Linked DNA regions of Homo sapiens: regions 1 and 2 are each linked to region 3. A link is a loop called in an ENCODE intact Hi-C map of the cell type or tissue named here. Cell type or tissue: heart right ventricle. All regions are shown on one strand.

What was found. A loop is a pair of places that touch in the nucleus more often than their neighbours do. Peaks named below come from ENCODE experiments on the same cell type or tissue, not always from the same donor. Only the 100,000 strongest peaks of a DNase experiment are listed, where the experiment ranks them.
Region 1: a loop joins it to region 3, with 11 times the contacts of the local background. A loop is called at or near these places in 84 of 110 quality-filtered maps.
Region 2: it touches region 3 in a loop (7-fold over the local background); 95 of 110 quality-filtered maps call a loop at or near these places.

The regions. Positions count from the first base shown.
Region 1 is chr7:31,119,508-31,127,507 of GRCh38, forward strand. It overlaps the pseudogene LOC124901821. Among named protein-coding and RNA genes, the nearest start is that of ADCYAP1R1, 71 kb to the left of the region's middle. In heart right ventricle, CTCF peaks have their summits at 3,286 (motif pointing left) and 7,659 (motif pointing left); DNase peaks (open chromatin) are centred at 3,284 and 4,034; H3K27me3 peaks cover 659 bases.
Region 2 is chr7:30,971,450-30,979,449 of GRCh38, forward strand. GHRHR (growth hormone releasing hormone receptor) reads left to right here. Exons shown (of 13, transcript NM_000823.4): 6 at 514-646; 7 at 2,536-2,689; 8 at 2,980-3,040; 9 at 3,522-3,591; 10 at 4,328-4,419; 11 at 4,980-5,109; 12 at 5,832-5,873; 13 at 7,670-8,000. The coding sequence ends at 7,795. Among named protein-coding and RNA genes, the nearest start is that of GHRHR, 11 kb to the left of the region's middle. RefSeq lists an enhancer at 3,411-3,770 and a silencer at 3,422-3,600. In heart right ventricle, CTCF peaks have their summits at 3,558 (motif pointing left), 3,766 and 6,629 (motif pointing left); DNase peaks (open chromatin) are centred at 3,542, 4,172 and 6,622; H3K27me3 peaks cover 2,630 bases.
Region 3 is chr7:30,796,835-30,804,834 of GRCh38, forward strand. The region is part of intron 5 of MINDY4 (MINDY lysine 48 deubiquitinase 4); the gene reads left to right. All of the region lies in intron 7 of INMT-MINDY4 (INMT-MINDY4 readthrough (NMD candidate)), which reads left to right. Among named protein-coding and RNA genes, the nearest start is that of MINDY4, 29 kb to the left of the region's middle. RefSeq lists enhancers at 2,966-3,085, 3,952-4,081. In heart right ventricle, CTCF peaks have their summits at 4,050 (motif pointing right) and 4,252; DNase peaks (open chromatin) are centred at 827, 2,927 and 4,047; H3K27ac peaks cover 5,876 bases.

The DNA of each region.
Region 1 (8,000 bases), 320 kb after region 3:
TCAGCCTTCTCATCGCATATTCATGAGAACATATTCATAGGGATCAAGCTCACTTTCTGCCATGATTATCCAGCTTGATTTTACTTGACTGTTTAAATACTTCTGGAGGCTGGGAAGTCCAGGATCAGGGAACTGGCAGATCTGGTGTCTGAAGAGGACTTGCTGTCTGGTTCATAGATGGTGCCTTCTCACCGTGTCCTCATAGAGTGGAAGGGGCTGTCTTTTTTATATTTTAGATATATCTTCTCTATGTAACATATTGATGAAAAATTTATTTTAATCCCAACTGATAGCCTGTGTTTAGATGGGCATAATTAGTCTATGGTTATTCACTGCGACTGAGGACATTTTGAGCTTATTTCATGACCTTACAGTCTATACGCCATGCCTTTGTTTCACCCCCTACCTGCTCATCTGCTCTCTCTTTTTTTTTTTTTTTGCCTTCCATTGCATTATCTTATTTCCCTTCCCTTTCTTTTACTGATATGGCAAATATACATTCTATTCTAATTGTGTTGTTTACATTTACAATTTTAACAAAATACCTAATTTTATGTTTTTCCATAAAACTTGAAAGTTGATCATCCTTCTTTCCTTCTCCAAAACAAGATACATACTTAAGCATGTGTAACTTTCTCCAAGATTTACATTTGCAGAATCTGTTATTGTTGTCTACTCTTTTAGACATACCTTATTTAAAATCCTAAATATAGTTCCTACAATTGTTTGTAGTTTGAGCTTATTGAGCTCTATCAATATACTTCTTTGCTTAAAATATTTGATTTCCAATCTTTCCTTCTTGTTGAAGTTAATCTTTTGAAGTAGTTCTGTGTAGGGGAGAGCACTCAGTCTTTATAAGATTGAGTTCAGAAAGTGGCTGTGTATTTTAGTTGGGCAGTTATTTTCTTTCAACACTTTTATACTGTGATTGCTACTGACATTTATTGTTTTTGAAGATAAAAATAGCCTGACACTTTTTTTCATTCTTTGGTTGCCTTTAAGCTTGGTCTTTATTATTGATGTACAGTTTCATTCTTACCCTGTTTGGCACATGTTATACTTTTGCCAGTCTGTTAATTCAAGTCTTTAGTTCTGGAAAATTCTTTACCAGAATATATTTGAACGATGCCAGTTGACAACAGAAATCCAGAGTGTGGATGTAGGAGGAAAGCCAGGGGAGTGTAGTGACAGGGAAGCCAAGAAAGGGTTTCTAGGAGAGGACAGTCATCTGGATCAAATGCTGCTAATGGTCTATGAAGAGTGGAATAGAAACCAGCAACTGGCTGAGAGGAAGGTGGCTGGGTCATCTCTTGCCCCAGGCTTGAGAGGGGAAGGCTTGAGGGCCTCCATCCTTGGCTTTGACTGGGCACCCCCAGGACTGTCTACAGCCCCATCCCTGTTTGGAACCTGACACTCAGCTTGGAGGAGAGGTCTGCATGCCCTGTAGCCTGTGTGAGACCCAGGCTGCACTGAGCCTCTTGGCAACACCAGGCCTGAGTTTGGGTCTGGCCCACAGGACAATGTTATAAAAAACAGAGTAGCTTTCCCCAGGAGGATCCGGGATTCATTCTGGCTCCCCAGGGCTTCTAGACCTAGAAGTCATCTGAAGTGGTGAGTCGGGGAGCTGGTTGGTCCTTTTGCAGTCCTCATTTATCTTTGCAGTTAGGGGCAGGCTTCACACCTTCAGGAACCAAGGGGCTACTCTCACCAAAGCCCAGACCTCATCCCAGCCTGCCCCATGGCTCCAGAGCTGGCTGAGAACCAGGCAGCGGAAATGACTGGGTGGGGAAGAGCTGGCAGCTGGCTCAGAGCTGGATAGCTTAGTTGGGAGTCTTCTGTTGCCCCTAGAATCCACTGGGACTGGCCCCAGGGTTGGTAGAAGCCATGGAGAGTTCTCCCATGAAAGCCCAATCCTCATCCTCATCCTCACTTCCTGGGAAAGGAGTAGGCAGGTTCCAGGCCTCACACTTAGGCCCTGGAAATGATGTAGTGGCAATGGAAAGGCCCCTCCCTGGGAAAGGGACCTGGCAGTTTGCAGTCCTTATTTGCTCCCAAGAAAGAATTTTGCTGGAAAGGAGTCCTCCCACCAGAGTGAAAGGGATACAGAGGAAAGGATTAGGTTGCGAAGGGCATGATTTATATCTTTGGGGGGAAATTTAAGGAAACACTGCTCTCTGTCGCCCACTCAAGCAATCAAAATATCAGACCCAGCCCTGGTCCTCAGAATGTCCCCATCTTCAGCTTTGACTGGCCCCCCAATGACTGGCTAGAGCCCCATCCCTGATTGGAACCACACACTCAGCTCTGAGGAGAGGTTTGCCTGCCCTGTGGCCTATGGGAGACCCAGGCTGCACTGAGCTTCTCAGCAACACCAGGCCTGAGATTGGGCCCAGCCCATGGGGCAGTGTGAAAGGAAAAGAAATCTCAGGATCAAATCAGTAGGCCAAAGAGAAAAGTGAAGTTGGGAACTGGGGGCAAACCTGTCTCTCATTTTATTGCTAAATGAGATAGCTACAAAGATTAAAAAAAAAAATCCTCCCTCCCTCCCTCGCTCACAATTTGCCCACTGGGAAATTCCTTCTGGGACCCAGTGTCTCAACCCTGAAACAGTTCTGTTGAATTTCACCCCGACAAAGTACACTGATAGCTTCTCTTCATAGGTACGGGACAAAGAACAGGACTCAAAGCCATCCCTCGGCTCCCCTGAGACAAATGCATATCTGATTGCTTCCTCTGCCCTATGTTTATTTTATCTTAGGTAAAAGTGCAGATCCACTGAGCTAGATGAATTCATAAGTGACTGTTCCTCTACCCCTTCTGGCATAGAGAAAAGCTGATCAAACTCAAAAGAATGCGACTGTTTGCCTCTTATGAACTCACACCTTTTAAAAATGTCTTCCTCTTCCCCCAGTAGCTACCCTTTCCCCTCTAAGTATTGAAGTCCTCAAAATCATCTTTGGAGAAAGGCACAGACCTGTCTCTCGGGCATGAATCCTTAACCTTGACAAAATAAACTTCTAAATTGAGACCTGTTGCAGGCACCTTTTGGTTTACAGTAGCAAACCTGGAAGCACAGAAAGGCAGATCCCAAGCAGAGGAACACTTACAGCGGGCCGTGACCCAACCACAGTCACTTAGCCTGAGTGGCGGGTGAGGCAGCAGACAACAGAATATGTCTGGAACTCAGAGCCACTCCTCCCCCAGCCAAGCTGCCCCTCAACAAGTTCCCCATCTTGGCTTCTTAGGGCAAAATTCAGCGTCTGGGTGTGCACTGCCCTCTTCTGGTCATTTGGTTGGTAACACGAGCAGCCAAGAGCTCCCCTTTGGAAATAGCAGGAGCTCTTTCCAGTTCCGATTTTTCTGCCAACCAGGCTTGTTTCCACACAATGACTCATAAGTGAGATAATGAAGGGCAAGAACAAGTTAAAATATTTACTATAATTTACATTTGGAGGAAAAACTTTAGTCTTACATTGCCTGTAGAAAGAATGTGTCCTACAGAGGATTTTGCAGTGGTTTAACCCTTTATATTTTTTTGATAAAGCACACATTTACTTTTTTTTTTCTGATCATACAGAAAACTTATTTATTGAGACCACATAAATATAAGAAGCATGGCTTTGGTGTCATTTAGAAAGTGAACATGTGTCTAAGAATTTTCACACTAGATTGTAAACACTAACATAACTGATCTATCCATCTTTGGATTTTCATTGAGATATTTACTAAGTCCATCATCCGATGCTTTTGAGGACATGAAAGTTAAAGAGATAAGAATCTTGATCTCAAGAAGCTTTATTATTTTTAAGAATGTTAATAAAGACTCTAAAAAGAAGGCAAACAGGGAAATGCATCCTCCCCAAAGCTGCTAGTGCCAGGACTAGGCGCCTTCCCCAGTCCAGCGGCTGCAGGTTGGGTTGCTAAGAGCTTACCCTGCCCTCTTCTGCAGACAATTGCTGGCAGATTTCTGAGGGGTAAGACTACCCCCTTCACCTTTCTCATCCAGGGTGGCCGGTAGCCAGTGACTGAGGGATGTAGGGGTAACCGCCCAGCCGCCTTGCCTCTGGTTGGGACCACCTCTGTGGTTGACATCAGTGGCTCCTGCTGGATCAGCATGAGGCTGATTCTGCTGAGGTCTGGCTCCTTCCTCCACCCATCCCCGCTTCCTCACTGCCCTTCAGTGTCTCCCCATGCACTCCTTCTGTAAGATCCCTGCTCAAGGATCTCTACTTCAGGCTCTACTGCTACAGAATCTAGACAAAAACATGTGCCATCAACAAGGCCCAGAAAAGATAAGGTCCAGTTTCAGGATTAGGGAAAACTTGCCTTGAAGGTCAGGTTAGATCTAGGCATGGAAGAACTGTTCATCTAGCCTACTGACACTTATTGACTGAGTGCCTTCAATGAGCTGGGCACTCTTCCAGGCCTTGGGGCATAGCAGCAGATATGACAATCTTGTTATCGCTGGCACAATAATTCTAGCAGAGAGGGAAAGAAACAGGAAACAAATAATGGAGAATAAGATGAATTCAGTTAAGTTCTTTTTTTTTTTTTTTGGAGACGGGGTCTTACTCTGTCTCCCAGGCTGAAGTGCAGGGACTGGACCACAGCTCACTGCAGCCTTGACCTCCTGGGCTCAATTGATCCTCCCACCACCTCCTGGGTAGCTGGGATACAGGTGTGCACCACACCACACCTGGCTAATTTTTTTGTTTTTTTTTTTTTTTTTTTTTTAGAAATGGGGTTTCTCCATATTGCCTAGCCTGGTCTTGAACTCCTGGGCTCAAGCGATCCACCCACCTCAGCCTACCAAAGTGCTGGGATCACAGATGTGGCCACCGTACCTAGACAACTTATGTTCAATAGTGAAAATAAAATATGGCAACCAGATACTGTCACCAGATCCATTTTCCTACAATTCTCCAAAAATTTACCCTTGAGAAATTAGGTGATTCATTTATCTAGTTATAACAATTGGAACCTTTCTCCTGTCATAATTCTTCATCTCTGATGGTACTGGCTCAGTCAACGTCAACTTCCATTGAGTTCCTGCTGAGGATACTCACTTTAAATCATGGCATTGACACCAAACTTATTCTATAGTCTGTATTTGGGGTCTGGCACAGTGGCTCACACCTGTAATCTCAGCACTTTGGGAGGCCCCAGCAGGAGGAGCCCTTGAGCTCAGGAGTTTGAGACCAACTTGGGCAACATAGTGAGACTTCGTCTTTACTAAAAATAAAAAAAAAAATTAGACAGGGGTGGTGGTGCATGCCTGTGGTCCCAGCTACTTGGGAGGCTGAGGTGGGAGGATCACTTGAACCTGGGAGACGGAGGCTGCAGTGAGCTGAGATCGCACCACTGCACTCCAGCCTAAGTGACAGAGTAAGAGTCTGTCTCAAAAACAAAACAAAATGAAACAAAGCAAAGCAAAATAAAACAAAAAACAAAACCCAAAATAAACCAAAGTCTGTAGTTGGGATCTTGAAACATTCTCTGGGCTTTCCATGTAACATTACAAGCACTGAAGCATGTTGTTTGGGTTCTGGACTCACCGCAGAGAGGCAGCCTTCTAAAGCAGCGGTTCCCAATCTTTTTGGCATCAGGGACTGGTTTCATGGAAGACAATTTTTCCAGGGACTGGGTGGCAGGAGGATGGTTTTGGGATGAAACTGTTCCACCTCAGATCATCAGGCATTAGATTCTTGTAAGGAGAATGCACCTAGATCCCTCCCTGTGCAGTTTACAATAGGCTTGAGCTCCTGTGAGAATCAAATGCAACTGCTGATCTGACAAGAAGCGGAGCTCAGGCGGTAATGCTTGCTCATCTGCCACTCCCTCCTGCTGCGCAGCCCAGGTCCTCTGGTCTAAAGGAAGGCAGCCAATACCTGTGACTACCCAAGAGATGCCCCTGGGACAAAGGAACTGTGCCTTTGAGAGAGCCCAGGGTTGACGCATCCTGCATAGCTGCTCTCTTGATTCCATTCTCCATGCCAATGTCCTGCAGCCACACTGTCCTTTGATCCCATAAGCCTTCCTAAGGCCTACAGCCTCAGGAGAGAAAATGTCCTTTTTTTTTTGACCTATAAGCCTGGTGGCAGGCATGTATTTTATTCATCTTCCTATGCCTCATGGGCACAGCAAAATCCCATTACACAGGAGTTAACCAGTGAAGTTGGTGGAAATAAGTGAACTTCAGGGTCCTCCATAATGCCCACTTGCCCTTTTCCTTCTTAGGATCCCAATAGCCAGGCCAGAATCCTGTCTCTATTAAACAAGCCTCTAGCTTTCCAGCCAGTGTGCCTTGGCTCAGCCTGTTCTCCCGCTCAGAGGCTGCCTGGTAGAACAGAAAGGAACCCCAAAGTGTGTAACTTAGGGCAAATGGCTTCTCCATAGAAATCTTGCATACAGTGTCCAGCTCCTGTCAGTATACAGTAGGTGTTCAAGATACTTCATTCTCTAGCTTTCCACATTACAACAGACCAAATGTTTGCGGCCCCCTCCCCACCCAAATTCGTATGTTGAAACTTAACCGCCGTTGGATGGTATTAGGAGGTGGGGCCTTTGGGAGGCAATTAGATCATGAGGGTGGAGACCTCATTAATAGAATCAGTGCCATTATAAGAGAGATCCGAAAGAGCTCCCTTCCTCCTTCTTGCCATGTGAGGACACAGAGAGAAGACGGCCATGGATGAGCCAGGAAGTGGGTCCCCACCAGACACCTTGATCTTGGACCTCTGCAGGCACCTTGATCTTGGGCTTCTCAGTTTCCAGAACTATAAGTGAAATTCTGTTGCTTATAAGCCACCTGTTCTCTGGTATTCTTTAAAGCACCCTGAATGATATCCATCTTCCACCCAGTAGACTTTTTTATTTTACTTTTAAGTTCTAGGATACATGTGCACAACCTGCAGGTTTGTTACATATGTATACATGTGCCGTGTTGGTGTGCTGCACCCATTAACTCGTCATTTATGTTAGGTATATCTCCTAATGCTATCCCTCCCCCACTCCCCCAACCCCACCACAGGCCCCGGTGTGTGATGTTCCCCACCCTGTGTCCAGGTGTTCTCATTGTTCAATTCCCCCCTATGAGTGAGAACATGCGGTGTTTGGTTTTCTGTCCTTGCGATAGTTTGCTCAGAATGATGGTTTCCAGCTTCATCCGTGTCCCTACAAAGGACATGAACTCATCCTTTTTTATAGCTGCATAGTATTCCATGGTGTATATGTGCCACATTTTCTTAATCCAGTCTGTCATTGATGGCCACCCAGTCCACTTTTGAAAAGTCTTCCTCTGTTCCCATAACCTAGCAGCCCACCTTGCAAATCTCACCTCCTCCAAAAAGGCTCCTATGATGACTCTGATGCAGACTCACCTTAGATTCGAAGTTATTTTTCTCTAATTTGTGTGGGATAGGATCTTCCTAATGTAAGACTTAACAACTCCACAAAATTGAACATTCCTTTTTTTAACACTTGGGTTGTCATTAGGGATTTTCCAAATATTCTGATCCTTTTCTTTCAGGGAACAGAGTTGGGTGACTTTGGCCCAAGGTCGCTGAAGTTGGGTGTGACCATGTGGCATACAGTGGTCAATGAACAGCAGGAAGCTGAGCCACTTTGTTGTTAAAACACTAAAAACCTGTATATTTGGCATGCTCTTGTTCCCTCTGCTGGAGCAAAGAACAATGTGCACATGTAATTTGAGCCAGAAATAACCCTTTTCAGCACAATGTAGCTCAATATGACTGTTGCACCCAGTTTACTCTCCTGAGATGAAATCTATAGTATCTATGTGTCTGTGTATGTGTCTGTATGAGTATGCATATATATTACTTATTTTTTTAAAGGGATTATAATGATCTGGCTGCAAACAAAGGAGAAAGAGGGGGCATTAAATTGTAATGCTTTATATCCAGTAAGTAAATGCTCTTATTGGACAACACTAGGAGACATAAGGAAGTAGATGCTTGTACCTACATATCTCATCACCTCAA
Region 2 (8,000 bases), 170 kb after region 3:
CCTCATTGTTCTCAGTGTATTTATAACTGAGAAAGCCCAGCTCCTATCTGCATCTGACAGTCCTCTGCCTCCTGCCCAGAGCCCCTCTTGACTGTTATAACTCTCTGACCACTGTCCCCTTTAAGACCCCACCCCCTCCTCCAGCCTTCGAAGTCTGAGCACTGCATCTGGCCTGTGCTGTTCTTGGTCTCATGGGGATGAGTGTCTCTGATCATCCAGGGGGCTCCCATGGGCAGTACCTGCCGTTTCTGCCTCTGTTCCCTGAGACTGTGAGCACCCTCGAGGCAGGGACCAGATATTCCTCTCTTTCCACACTTACCCTGAGCACAGGAATGGTTGCTCAGCTGTCCTGCAAGGGTTAAACTGAAGCCTCAAGTTCAGCTCAATTCAATTCAGTTTGATTGCATCCAGTTTGATTCGATTCACCTCCTGCCCTGTTCAGCCCAGTTGCAGCACACCAGAATCCCCTCTCCCTGCTTGCTTCTTGTTCCTCATTTCTCCCATTACCCCCAGGAGGCTCCACTGCCCCCGGAACTACGTCCACACCCAGCTGTTCACCACTTTTATCCTCAAGGCGGGAGCTGTGTTCCTGAAGGATGCTGCCCTTTTCCACAGCGACGACACTGACCACTGCAGCTTCTCCACTGTAATGGCCATGGGTGAAGGGGCTGGGCAGGTGGGGGAGAGAGGAGGTAGGATTACAGACCCAGATGTGCCTGCGTCAGGCTTCCCTGCCCTGTGGGCTGACCCTGGGGCTCCCGCATGGCCAATTACAGAACAGGAAAATGCTCCTTTCCCATGTCACCCCCTAAGTCCTCACGCCTTTCCTGGACTGTGGTGTCGATCCATGTCATTTCCCATATTGCATGCTCTACTCCGCGTTCTGTAGTCCAACCTAGACCACGTTTCACTATGCACAGCCTTTTCCTTTCCTTTCACCCCTCCCTGAGCACTCATAGGTCTGTGCTGGGGGTGTGTACGCAAGGGGCTGGGAGGAGCTGGGTCCCTCCTTCAGGAAGAGCCCATGGGACAGAATGCACACAGATTAGGGGACTCCCAAGTGGAGGAAGCTGAGAGCTAGGAGAGAACGAGAGGGGGCTTCAGGGAGGAGAGGACCCTGGAGCTGTATTGGCAGCAACAATAGGGAGATGGGGAAGGAGAACATTTCAAGAGGAGAGACCAGGGTGAACAAACTCTCAAAGACAGGAGGACCTGGGCCATGTCCAAGAAACTGGGAAGGCACCATGGGAGAGATGGGGTGGAGACAATAAGAGGCAATTGAAATTAAAGGGAAGTTGGGCAGAATGTGGAGACCCAGCACCTGCTAGATCCTCTGCAAGTGTGCTGGAAATGAACAGCGAAATCAGGGAGCAAACTAACACATGACCTCAATTAACTGATGAAAGAATTAATCATACTTCATACTGAGCACTTATTTTGTGCCAGGCATTGCACTAAGTGCTTTACATATGTAGTTGTCCCTTGAACAATGTGGGTTTAGTGGTGTTGACCCCCCTTTCAGCTGAGAATTCAAGTATAACTTTTGTGTCCCCCAAACTTAACTATTGATTGCCTACTGTTGACCTGAAGCCTTACCAATAACATAAATGACCGATTAACACATATTTGTCTGTTACACGTGTTATATACTGTATTCTTACAATAAAGTAAGCTAGAGAAAAAATTTTAAGAAAATCATAGAGAAAATAAAAATTGGCTGTTTTTAAATGGAAGTGGATCATCATGAAGGTCTTCATCCTCATCGTCTTTATGTTGAGTAGCCTGAGGGGGAGGAGGAAGAGAAGTTGATCTTGCTGTCTTAGGGGTGACAGAGATGGAAGAAAATCTATGTGTAAATGGACTTCAGCAGTTCACACCTTTGTTGTTCAAGAGTCAGCTGGCATTATCTCTTGAATTTTTAAAACAGCTTGAAGAAGAAAGCATCACTTTAATCCCATTTTGTAGAGGAGAGACAGTTGGCAAGGTCACCCAGTGGCACACGGGTGGGGCTGGGATCAAACCTGGGCCAACTGAACTCAGAGGTGGTCCTGCTCCCCTGCCGGCAGGTGATCAAGTCATGCAGTGAGTGAGTGAATGCACGGGTGCCTGTGTGTGTTTTTTGCAAGACAGAGCTGTGGCTGAATAAGTCACAGCTCTAGGGATTGACTTCAGCTCAGGAAGGATGGGGGTAAGTGAAAATAGAAGCAAGTCTTAGGCAGTTTCCATTTAATCCTTATGATGAGGACTTGATCTAGGTATTGGAGGTTTTTCCTTTTACAGATGAAAAGCTAAGGTGTGAGGAGATTTGCACAGGAAATAGATAGTAAATTAGAAGCCAGGCTGTCTAGATACCAAATCTGTGCTCTTAACCCTCACTGTATATCACCACATCCCCTCTTGGGTGGCCCAAGGAGCTGCAGGTCCCAGCCTAACATGGAGGGGCCTGGAGGTTCTGTATCTGAGTAGGGTAGAGGAGACTGGGATGGGGCTCCAGTGGGTGTCCCAGCTCTGAAGCACCCAGGTCCTGGCCCCCAGGTTCTATGCAAGGTCTCTGTGGCCGCCTCCCATTTCGCCACCATGACCAACTTCAGCTGGCTGTTGGCAGAAGCCGTCTACCTGAACTGCCTCCTGGCCTCCACCTCCCCCAGCTCAAGGAGAGCCTTCTGGTGGCTGGTTCTCGCTGGCTGGGGTGAGCACTGAGGGCGGGTTGGGCACCATGGGGAGGTAAAGGGCTGGAAAGGCCCAGGGAGTTTACATAAAGGCCCCTCCACCTCACTCTGAGGCCCAGAGAAGGAGAGGGACAGGCCACAGTCCGGCAGCAAGTGTTGGAGGGTGGGACCAGGGCCCTGGCTCTGGGGTCCTGCCTGGCCCTGCCTTTGCAGTGCCCTACGTGGCTGATGGTGGTGGTGGGAGGTGGCGCCAGATCTCAGAGTCAAGGATGCAGACTCCCTCGCTTGTGTCTTCCCTGTACTCCTGTAGGGCTGCCCGTGCTCTTCACTGGCACGTGGGTGAGCTGCAAACTGGCCTTCGAGGACATCGCGTGAGTCGGAGCGGCCACCTTGTCATACCCGCTGGTCCTACATGGGGTGTGGAGTGGACAGTCAGGCCATGGGCTGTTCTCCAGGCTGGGAAGAGGAGGAGAAGGGACTGCCCGGCTAGGATGGGGGGTGGGAGAACAGTCTGTGAGTAGCACAGAAGGGGCATGAGCCAGGCAGGAGAGTGGAGCTCAGATTCCCAGGGCTGTGGGGCTGGGGGAAGGTGGGGTGAGGGAGCTGCCAGGGGGCCAGCAAGGAGGCATTGAACAGAGTTCAGAAACGTTTGTCCATCTAGGTGGATAGAAAGGGTGAGCCCAGCCTGGATTGGGGTGCCCCTTTGGGTGAGACCTTAACTGGCTGAGACAGGAGAAAAGGCTGGAGGGGAGGTGGGTGAGACCAGAAGGCATGAATGCCTGAGAGGGAGGTGCCTGCGTCACCACAGTGAAGGGGACTTTCCAACAACGGCCTTCTTTCCTCTCTCCCCAGGTGCTGGGACCTGGACGACACCTCCCCCTACTGGTGGATCATCAAAGGGCCCATTGTCCTCTCGGTCGGGGTCAGTCCCTGGGCCAGTGCCCTTTGCTTTATTCAGTCAACTTCCCTGGAACTACTGACGGGCTGTGCACAGCAGGAAATGCAACTCCAGGCTGGGTGTCTTGAAAACTGGGCTCCAGCCTTGCTCTGCCACTGATTCTCTGTGAGGCCCTCTCTGGGCCTCAGTATCCCATTGGTAAAACTAGAGGGGTGGTGGTCTCCATCAGCATGCAGGCTGTTCCAGCTCAATTTTGATGAGCCTAATGTGCTGGTTGCAGATCATTTACCACCACAGTGAGAGACTAGGGGTGCCGGGTGGGGGCAGTAAATGGAGTCTGCAGCTAAACCCCTCTCCTCCCTCTGCTCTCACACACAACACAGAGGCAGTGAAGACTGCTTTGCATGGCTTTGGTAAATGTACAAATGTTTTGCAACTTAGCAACTGTGCAAAGTGAGGGACATCTGCTTTGTGCTAGAGAAGAGCCTGGGAGGTGGCTGGAGGCAGGTGGCAAGGCCTGATCGCCCCCCTTGATCCCAGGACTTGGTCCTTCTCTGTCCAATGCTCAAATGTGGGACCCCCGCCCCCCCATCTCCAGGCTACCAGTTCTGGAGCAATGATCTGTGCATTCATTCACCTGCACATTCTCACGTCTCAAGGATTTAAATTTTCTAGTCCCCAAATGGGCTGGGGCTCACCCCAGCCACCCAAGGCTACCCCCTGACCCTTGTCTTCCACCTTCCTATGCCTCTATTTCCAGGTGAACTTTGGGCTTTTTCTCAATATTATCCGCATCCTGGTGAGGAAACTGGAGCCAGCTCAGGGCAGCCTCCATACCCAGTCTCAGTATTGGTACTGTGTGTTTGTGTCTGGGGATACTGGGAAAGGGTAACTGGAGGGGGATTCAATGTGTCTGTCTCATCCAATAAGCACTCATGACCTCAGCCCCATACTCTTTCTTCCCTATGTTCCCAGAGACAGAATAGACCTGGCCCCTTCCTTCTAGGGGATCACAATATTGGAAGGATGAGGACTCCAAACAGCCAGCTCCCATGCCAAATAGAACGATGAGTGCTGGGATCAATTTCTATGGGAGCCTGGGGAGAGGGATCCTTTCTAGTTGAAGGGTGGTGTGGTCAAGGAAGACTTCCTGGAGGAAGTGGTTTTGATCCACACTTTGAAAGATGCATAGACTTTGGGATAAACTGGGGCAATAACAGTTGGTAGGGGAATCAGCAGGATCCAGCGCCCAGAAATAAAAAAGCCCAGAGTGATTGTGGGGAGGTGGCGTTTCCCAAGGTGGCTGTTCCACAGAGTGGATATAGGGAGGTGGTAGGAAGTGAGAGGAGATGAAGTGCACACGACAGTTTCTAATCCCAGTCTTGGGAGCCTAGGATTTGTCTTTCCTGCAGGCGTCTCTCCAAGTCGACACTTTTCCTGATCCCACTCTTTGGAATTCACTACATCATCTTCAACTTCCTGCCAGACAATGCTGGCCTGGGCATCCGCCTCCCCCTGGAGCTGGGACTGGGTTCCTTCCAGGTGAGGGCCCCCACAGGCACTCTTTCTTTCCATTGAGGGTGCTGGAGGGAGGTGCTGTTGCCCACGGGCCTTGGCTGAGTTCATGACAGGGTGAGGGCTATGTTTTTCATCCATCTATTCAAATATCTGTCTGTCTGTCCATCTTCCAGCCACCCATCTACGTATTCAACTACCCATGCATTCTTCCATCCATCCATCCATCCATGCATCCATCCATCCATCCGTGCATCCATCCATCCATCCATACATCCATCTACCCACCCACCAACCCATCCATCCATCCATCCATCCACTCACCTAACCACCTACCCACCCACCCATCCACCCACCCATTCATCCACCCACCCACCCATCTATACATCCATCCACCCACCCACTCATCTATCCATCCATCTATCCATCCATCCACCCATCCATCCAATCTATTCAACTCTTACTGATCCCCTATTATGTGCCAAGTGTTGTGCTCATTCACAAGGGATGCAGAAATAAAGTCAGAGAAATGGGGCCAACAGTACAGCCCTGGCAGGCTTGCTATGACAATTCTATGACAATATGCCTGGCACATAGTAAGTAATGAATGCATTTAAATTCCCCTTTCAATCAAACCTGGCCCAAGCCATAGCCTGGGGATGAGTAGGGAAAAGGTAGCAGAAAGACGGTGGACACCTTCAGGCCAGGCCAAAGGGTTCTGATGGGGTCTTTCTTCTTTGGACCCACAGGGCTTCATTGTTGCCATCCTCTACTGCTTCCTCAACCAAGAGGTGTGTGATTTTTGAGGCTATCCCTCATGGAGTCCCCCTCCCACCAGACCTAAGGCCCCTCCTCCTCTCTCCCACTCAGGCCCTGTAAACCCCAGCTCAGGCCACACCTTCACTCTTGTGAGCTTTTGTGGTAGTCTGTCCTGAGCTTCTGGATCAAGCTGAACCGGAATGTTTCCTGTAAACATCTCTTATCCATCCTTCCTCTGAGCTGGGCCAAGTTCTACTAGCTACTCTTCAGGAGGTGGAGGAGGCCTTTCAGGGATAAGGAGGGGGATTAGGGTAGGGAGTCAGAAGGAATCCCCCAATTCTGTGTTCCTAAAATTGAACAAAAAGGAGAGTTGGGGAGGGGGTACGCCAGCTGAGGGAGAGACAATCAGAGAGAACAGATAGAGGAGCCAAGAAAGTCAGAGGTAAACATACAGGGAACTAGGAAAATAATCAGATGCAGAGACAAAGAGGAAGATCTGGAGCCCAAGAAACAGAGAGAGCACCTAAAGAAAACAGACACACAAAGAGAGTGGACAGAAGGGGAGATAGACATGAAAAGACAGAACAGATGGTGCTGCTGCACATGTGGAAACGTGGGGACACGACAGAGACTGACGCAAAGTGAATTCCACCCAGGAGACACTGAATTTCCCCCTTAGGACAGTCCTGCTCTGGGGAGAGAGGCGGGGGAGAATTGATCTCAATGCCCCGGACTCCCAAGTTCCACCTTTGTGCACCTGCAGGGCCATGCGCTCCCTCTGCTGGCCATGGATTTGCCATGGGCTCTGCATTCTGTGAGAGTTGGCTGCAGATGCCCTGTCCCCTTCGCTGTGGAGTTTTGCTCCCATCTCATCTGCCACCTCTGTCCCTTACTGCTCCTTCCACTCTCCCTCTCTTTATTCCTCACCTGACCTCTCTAAGTCCCATGCAGCCTTATCTGGTGTCTGGCTGTAGCAGACCATGGGCCCTGGGGGTCCTGGGAGGGGCAAGAAGCATCCCAGGCTGAGGCTGGTGGGGTGTGGAAAAAGTGTTTCCACAGAGAGGTGTGAAGGGAGCTGTCTTGGGAAGCAGTGCCGGAGACCAGGTGGTTACATACCTCTGGTGACAGTGAGCTTACTACATCCCAATAGCTCTTTCTGTTGTCAGGCAGCTGTGGAAAGATCATCTTTATGTTGAACAGATATCTGATTCCTTTTATCTTTCACCACAACCCCAGTTCGGCTCTACTGCATGAGGCACATTCTCTCAGCACCCTATGCCCCTGAAAGCCCCTTGGAGATGTGAAGATACAGACAGCACCCCCACCCCCCAATCCCACCGTTCCATCTTGCCCCAGGCTACTTTTCTTTTACTTACTTTCAGTTTCCTCAACTGCAACCCCTCAGACAGAGTTCTGAATCCTCTCTCCCTTCAGGTCATGTCCTCTGGACAGATTTCCAGTGGCCAGAGTTGAGCTCACAAAATTGAATCCCAGAGCAAGGAGTGGTCTAAGTGATTAAGAGAGAACAGGGTGGTTATTTGGCCAGGAACTCAAGAAAGCACCTATAAATGTCTTTAACTGGGCTCAGACAAAGGCAGGGCTAAAAGGCAGAGAAAGGAGCTAAAAGAATGGTGAGAAATACTCACAGGAAGGAAAAAGTAGTATCCTCCAGAGGTAGTACTTAGCAGTACCTGTTGCCAAGCATGACTTTTCCTGCCCCATGTCTCTGTTTCTCTTACACGGCCTCTCCCTGCACCTTAGTCTCATTGGGGTTGAGTAGCAAAGCCACAGGGGGACCTTCCTAACGTCCTCTTCCTTGTCCCTGGAGGTGAGGACTGAGATCTCACGGAAGTGGCATGGCCATGACCCTGAGCTTCTGCCAGCCTGGAGGACCCGTGCTAAGTGGACCACGCCTTCCCGCTCGGCGGCAAAGGTGCTGACATCTATGTGCTAGGCTGCCTCATCACGCCACTGGAGTCCACACTTGAATTTGGGCAGCTACCACGGGTCTGCCATGCTCTGGAGGAGCAAGGGGGCCACATCCCCACCCCAGCTGTTACCCAGCCCGGGGCAGGTGCAGCCCTTCCTCCCTGTCTCTGCATCTGACTCTCTTTTGAGGTCCCTGTATGTCTACCTCTGACTTCTGTGGTCCCTCTGTG
Region 3 (8,000 bases):
TACAGATCCTTTGGTTTTGGGTAGACTTGATTTCAGACTCTGAATTCCTGGAGTCATACCCTCAAAAAAAAAAAAAAGACCCTGTCAATTCACAGACATACTCATTTATTCAGTTAATTTATTCAACAACTATTTAGCAAGGACCAGCAGTATGTTAAAGATGGCTTGTACTGGCTTCGAATGCTGATTTTTAGTGCCCCTTCTTAACTTTGCATTCAGTGACATCACATTGGTAGCTTGGAATTGGTCATGTTTAGAATATTTATACCATGGAGATTGGCAAATGCAGCAAATCAAGGTCCCCATCCCTGGAGAGCCAGTTGTTAACATTTACCAGCACACCACCTGCGATGGCCTACTGTGTGCCAGACCCACCAGCCAGTCAGCTGTGAACAAAGCAGATTGAGTCCCTGCCCTCTTGGATCTTCCACTTCCAGTGAGACGAGGCAGCCCACAATAACACCAAAACAAGGAAATATATAACATATCTGAGGATTACAAGTGCTAAGGGGAAAAATAAATCATGGAAGAGTGACAGGGAGCCCTGGGGACAGAGCTGCTATTTTATAAAGAGGTAGCCAGGAAAACCTACCAGAGAGGGTTACACTTGAGAGGAGGCCAGAAAGGAGACAGGGAACTTGCACTTTGATCTCTGGACGCAAATGCCGACAGCAGTTGTGCACAGGCCCTGCAGTGGGAGCATGTTACTGATTGAGGCTGGACTACATGAGGGAGAGAGGAAAAAAAGCAAGAAAGGAAGCAAGGGCTTGGTCATGTGGGGCCTGGAAGCTGCTGAATGCATTGGCTTTTACTTTGGATACTCCCGCATCTAGGAGATATGGGAGCCTTTGGAGGTCGAGCAGAGACATGCTGTGATCTCACTTGTGTTTTAATAGGGTCCCTCTGGCTGCTGTGTTGAATAGATTCAAGTGTGGAAGGAGGAAGGCAAGTGTGGAGGCAGGGAGACCAGTTAGGCAACTGCAGTAGTAGAAGAGAGCTGGTGGTGGCTTGCATCAGGGAAATGGCAGTGAAGGTGGTGAGACATGGGCTAGAATATGGGTGTATACATACATACAGACATACATCAGCAGGGCTATGTTCTGAGAAGTGCATTTTCAGAAGCGCATCCACATCTGTGGGCCCCTGGAGGCACTGAAGGACCTGGGAGAGTTTGGGGTGCACCTGTCTCTCTCCTCGAGACTGCTGAAGTGGAAACATCATAGAGTGTACTTACACTGACCTGGATGGTGCAGCCTACTACACACCTAGGCTAAATGGCTTAGCCTGTTGCTCCTAGTATACACACCTGGACAGCATGTTGCCGTATTGAATGCTATAGGCCATTGTAACACAATGGGAAGTATTTGTTTATCTAAACACATCTAAATTTAGGAAAGGTACAGTAACAATATGATACTATAATCTTATGGAACCACTGTGATATATGTGGTCTGATATTGACCGAAACCACATATCTCATTGGGATTCGTGTATGGATTGGATGTGCTGTGTTAGAGAAAGAAAGGAGGCAAGGATAACTGCAAAGATTTTGCTGAACAACTGTAAGAGGGGGGTTGCCGTTCCCTGAAATGAAGACTGTGGGAGAAGCAGGTTTAGGTCATGGTCATTGGGCCATAATTTATACCTCTGGTCTGCATGTTACTTTCTTCTTTTTTTTTTGAGACAGAGTCTCGCTGTGTCGCCCAGGCTGGAGTGCAGTGGCGTGATCTTGGCTCACTGCAAGCTCCGCCTCCCGGGTTCACGCCATTCTCCTGCCTCAGCCTCCCGAGTAGCTGGGACTGCAGTCGCCCGCCACCACGCCTGGCTAATTTTTTTTGCATTTTTAGTAGAGACGGGGTTTCACCATGTCAGCCAGGATGGTCTCAATCTCTTGACCTTGTGATCCGCCCGCCTCGGCCTCTCAAAGTGCTGGGATTACAGGCGTGAGCCACTGCGCCCAGCCCTGCATCTTACTTTCTATCAGGCCAGTGGTGTTTCTTTGTGAACTGGCCTTCCTGTGGCCTTAGTTCAGGGTCCATGTGCTTGCAGTCCACACATGTGAGCAGTGAGCTGTCCTGTTACTTTTGTGCTGTGACATTTCTCCTCTGGCACTGGGGTTTTATTGAAGCTGTTTAAGAGGCTTCCACACCAGGACTATTACTAGAGCCCAAGTTAGTAGGGTTGCTCACAGCTACTGTCTAAGGACAGTAAAAGCAAGTCCCCATCTTGCCTTTATGTCATGCACTTCTTTGTCTTGTGCTTGCAGGTTGCAGTCTGCTGAGCAGACCTCCAGGCCTCTCTGGGCCTCTGTGCTCCTGTCTGTAAATGAAGGGGTAGGATGGGCTGCTCTGTAATGGCTCCCCAATTCTACCCTCTACACATGCCTAGACCAGACTTCTGACTTCTTTTGTAATCTCTGAATTACTTTGATTCAGTTGACCTCTCTAAGGCTCATCTTATGTAAATAATGAGCCTGTAAACCAGGGTCCTGTGACTTTGGAGTCCTTCCTAGACTATAGGCTCCTCTGAGCACCTGTGGGTATATAGTAAATGGATTTAGGACACAGCAACCTGGAATCACTCCCAGCCCTGAGTATGAGCATCTGTCACTGGAGGCCTGTTCCAGGCTGTTCCTGGCTGCAGCATTTTGAGCTGAAGGCAGGCTGACTAGGGCAAGGTTAAATTCCACCATCCCTAACCCCTTTGCCTATTACTTGTTGAATGGTTTCTCAGGTTAGGTTCCTAAGAACAATGGTTCTTAAACTGTGATCTCTGGACTGGCAGCATCTGCATCATCTGGGAACTTTTTAGAAACAGCTTGTCTGACCCACTGAGTCAGAAGTTTGGGGGTGGAGCCCAGGAATCTGGGTTTTAACAAGCTTTTTAGGTGATGTCATGCGTGTCAAGCTTTGGGAAGCAATGCCCTAGGGGCCAAGCCTGAGTCAGATTCCGGTACATGTAATTTGTTGGGGGCATGCTCTCAGGAGGAAGTGGGGTGAGGAAAGTGGAACTGGGCAGGGGAAGGAGCTCAGCAAAGGTGTGAGGGCTAAGGGCTCAGGCTGATCCCCTGGGGAGATGTGGAGCATGAATTGACTCAGAGTTAGTCCCATGTTTAAGGCAAGGGAGTGAGCTTTTTGTGCCCCTCTTAGTCATTGGCTGTGGGCTGCCCATCCTGGAGTGGGGCGGGCAGTGTGCAACCTCCTAGATGAGTTTGGCAAAGGACGATTCTCCAGAAAAGGATGCAGCTGTGAGCCCTTAGCAGCTGACATTGACAGCAGCTGGGAAGTATTTACCTGTCTGAGGCAGCTGGGTGGGACACCTGTGGCCTCCATGTCAGTTCTCATGGCTCCTTCTGCATTCACCCAACCCCTAGGTATTACAGTAAAGATAAACTGCAAAGCCTGTCCCTGGATATCACCTTAGATGCATTGGATGCCCTGGTGAGATGGGCCAAGCAGGGATCTTTTACAGGTTAGGATACAGACTCCAGAAGGTGAGACTGAAACGAAACTGTTTCCAGGCTCAGACAGCCTTTCCCATCATGACATGTGCAGCCCTCTGCAAGAGCATCATATTACCCATTACTGGCTTTGTGGCTGGGTCACGTCCTTTTGTCTTAGTGAGTTCAGAGGTGTCATAGCCCAGGTAGGCACTGGGGATGCCAGTGCATGATATGGTTCCCTGCCTCCAGAAGCCCAGGGTGCACTGGGATGCCCTGTGTAATTGGGTGCTAAATTGTGGCCCTCACAAAGGAGTGGAAGTTCAGGGAGCAGTTAAGGGACGCTATTGAGGGGGCAGGAGGGCCCTGGGCTTGGAGAGGCAGTGTTTAATGCAAAAGACTTCCTGGTAAACCAGTAACATTGGAGAAGGAATGGCTGTACTTTTAATTCACAGATCCAGGGGAAGATTAACCTGCCTTGTTCTGCTGTGGGTCTCTGCAGCCTTGATACAGCCAAGGGCCCAAAGCCTCAGTGTTTCTGCCTTTGCATTGAAACACTCCTCTGACACTGGGGATGCCTGGCAGTTTTTCAGGTTTTGCAGAAGAATGGACAGTAGATGGCAGCAGATCTTCATCAATCCTCCCAACCCCAGCGATTTAGTCTCGTTGCCCTTGTTGCATAATTTAATTCAGGGGACATTCACCAGGCCCTACCAGACCTTTCTTAAGCAGTCCAGGGGGAGAGAGACAAGTGCATCCCAAACTCTCCCAGGTCCTCTAGAGCCTCTGGAGGCCCCCAGATCTGGAGTGAAAGCCACGGGCGCACAGATGCCTCTCTGTGTCCTGAGGGGGAATGAATTGTGCCAGCCGGGACTTGGAGGAGGCTTACAGAGGATGTGGCATTTGCGGTTCATTGACTGTTCCCTGCTTCTGAGCATCCCAGCTCTGAAAACATCTGCACCTCATGGGATGAGTAATGGGGAGAATTTTCATTTTAATTTGTCTTTATGCATTATTTGGACTTCACATCAGACTATTAAGGTTCAAAATCTGACTCTTGAGACACACAATACCTATTTCCTTTCCAGCATGCCGGTCATCCTGTGTGGATAGTGGCCTGCTTGGGCTCTTGCACTGGTTCAGCCTCACCTTCTTAACCTGTTCTGGGGACCTCTCTTCTGTGGTGGATACAGCTGTCCTCCACACCTGCCATTGATGCCCGATGCTCAGCCACTTCTCCCCACTTCTCAGCCTGTTGATCACATTTTACCCTATACATGTGCCCCCAGTCCACAGTGGAATGCCATTTCTCCTTCTGATTGCTGGCCTCCTGAAAGTAGGCACAGGAGATTAAACATGAGAAACAGCTCCAGTGCATGTTACAGGCCACTCTGAGCCCTCCAAAAATGGGGTTGATGACCCCTAAACCTTGTGTGGTTATTATAACCCCAAGGTACCTTCAGTTCCATGGTTTCCAAGTCTCTGATCTGATGCGTCTGCAGAGGAAAGAGATTTCCCTTGACTCAGATTTCCTTTGAGATCCAGAAAGTGCGGCTAAAGAAGTGAGAGAGTGGCCACACATCCCCCTGGAAGGGAAGATGAGTGATCTTGTATTGTCCATCTGTGGACATCAGCATGGCAGCTCTGAGATCTCCCTTGGACCACACCTGGGCCCTTGCCAGCTCCATCCTAGGTTCTGAGTCCTGGGATACAGGCTGGGAAGATGTTCCATGCAGGAGAAGTAGCAGCTGTTAGATGGAAGGAAGTTGTTGGGCTCTGAGATAATATTTGGGAGATGAGTGTGAGAGAGCAGGAGTGGTATTATGGAGAATCTTTCCTGTATTCCTTTTTTTCTCACTCCAAGATGCTTTTGTGCTGCTCTGTTAGCTATGTTCCAGCAGTTCCTGGCTACCAGAATCCCATATAAAGGCCCACATAGAGGTTAGTAGGACCAGAACAAGGCTGAGTGAGGTGAAGCATCTAGGATGCAAAATGTAAGGAGCTACTCACTCTCACAGTTGTTCAGCTGCAGGCTGGACACCTGCATTAACCTGAGAGGGAAGGTCTCTTAAAATTTTGCACCTTAGGCTTCTTGATTATCTCACCCTAATCCTATCCTGGTTAGCAGAGTTTGGCTGCTTTCTTTTGTTCCTTCAGTATCTTGGACAACCCTCAGTATAGAACAATGATTTGATAACTCATATTTATATTCATGAACTTTTTGAGGCCTGGAATGGGGCCTTATTTCTCTGTCTTTACTCAGCCATGTCTCTGTACCTGGCAATAATAAGTGCCAAGCAAATGAGAGAGTGCACTTAGCAAGGAGAATGGAAGGGAAAGTTATGCTAATCTGTCTGTGATAGTATCGTGAAACTTAAAAGTGGTAAGTCTTTCATATAATTGAAACAATTTGAACTTTAGTTTGCCTGTTGGCATTCATTAATTTACTCAGTAATTTTTTTGTTCATACAAAACTAGTTACATGACTGCCTGATCACCCAACCATATATCTAGCCAACTAAACAACTAACCAGCCATCTGACCACCCAACCAACCAACCATCCCAACCGACCAACCAAACCAACCAACCAACCCAACCAACCATCCAACCATCCATTCATCCAACAAACCATTCCACCCATCCAATCATCTCACCCACCCAACCAACCAACCCACCCAACCAACCAACCTAACCAACCCGGCCAACCAACCATCTAGTCAACCAACAAACTATCCAAACATCCATTCCATCCAACCAACTAACCAACCCACCCAATCAAACCAGCCAACTCACTGTCCCAACTGTGATGCCCCATCTTTAAGTCGTCTGGAATGTTGCCTTCTTCAAGAAGCCTTTCCTGATCTCTTCACTGTACCTATACTTGGACATGATCTGTTTCTCAGACCTCTCATGGCACATGTCACGCTGGAGAGAGTTGACAGGCTACTTTGTTCCTCCTGCTGGACTGTCAGCTGCCTGAGTATAGGGGTGACTTGTCTGTGTCCCTACCTTTTTGAGTTTTGCTCAGAATTATTCCAATAAATAAGAATTGAGATGGATTCTTGACTTTGCTTGGAATTTGGAAGGGGAGAATGAAGTATGAGGTCTTTCCTTAACTTAAGAAGTTCATAGAAGAGCAGAATTAGTGACTTAGCACACAGAAAAAGTCAACTAAAAATAGCAGGCAGATCTGTTTCAGGGTCAGATGGATGGTGCTAATTGAGATGCCGTAGGAGCTTAGAGGAGAGGGAGGGGGTTTTCTGGATGAAGCAGGGCTAAGCTGAGCCTTGAAGGCTGAGTGGGTTTGAATAACCCAGTTTTGTGTGGCAGGGGGCAGTCTTATTCTTCAGGCCTTATTACTGTGCCTGGAACATATTCATCACTCTTCTGTGCCTTGCTCTAAGCCTGAGGTTTTGTTTTTGGGGTAGGGGGGAAAGTTTGCTGGTATCCCTGGGGTCTCATTCCTAAAGACTGAAGCAGCTCTCTTGTTCTTCCCCAGCGTGTTTTTCTACGGCCTGCATTGGGTTTTGCTGCATTTGCAGACATTTTTGGATAATGTACACTTATGGTGGGTCATGGAGAAAACCTAAGCTCATAGCTCCACCTAAGGATCATGGCATTTATTTAGGGAAAAGATGGGCGTCCTTGTTCCTACCCTGTGATAGGCTGGATGCCTTGGGGCCTGACATAGAGAGAGCCAAAGTCTTTCCCTTGCCAAATCCCATTCAGTCCTGCTGGAGTACTGGGTGTATGCCTTCCCTCATGACTCTTGGGCTGGTTTTCTCAAATGGTGGCTGAGGGATGGAATTCTGCTGTGACTGTCAGAGGTGGTGTCTCCATTTTGGAAAGATGGCCCCTGATGCTGAGTTATGTTAGGGGCATATTGGGCAGAGTTCCTCAAATCACAAAGATGATCTGCCAGGGCAGCTTCCTGTATGGCTAGATTCCATGTGTGTGCCTCATTCCAGAAAATTCTACTTTGTTTTCTCTACTCATTCCACAAGAAGTTAGTAAAGCCATGGGATTTCTTTCATTTCCTGTTGAGGCCAGTTTTGTGGTCATAGGTCCCTCAGAAGTGGGGCCTTTTCCCAATAAAGTAAACAGTTTTTGATCTCAATCTAAATACATGGTATTTAATTTTATTCAACAAAGCATTTATAGAGTGCCTCTTGCTTGTTCGAATGGTGTTGGGGAGAGAAATGCTGAAGATGAGGTTCCTGCTCCCAAGAGGCTGAGACATCCCGACAAATATGTACTACAGGATTAAGAAAAAGATGAGTGTGATAAGGGATCTGGCAGAGTTCCACAGAGATAGAGTCTGGATAGTTTCAGGGATAATTATGCTGTCGATATCTGTTGAGTCCTCACTATCTGACTGGCCCTCTTATAGGAGCTTTGGATGTATTACTTCATTTAATCCTGACAGCAACTTTACATATTTACAAGTGGGGAAACTGAGGCACAAAATGACCAAGCAGTCTGAGTTCATGCAGGTTTTCTGGCTTTTGGGGCCTTAGTCTTAATCATTATCCTTGGCCCTGACCTGGGGGAAGAGGACTG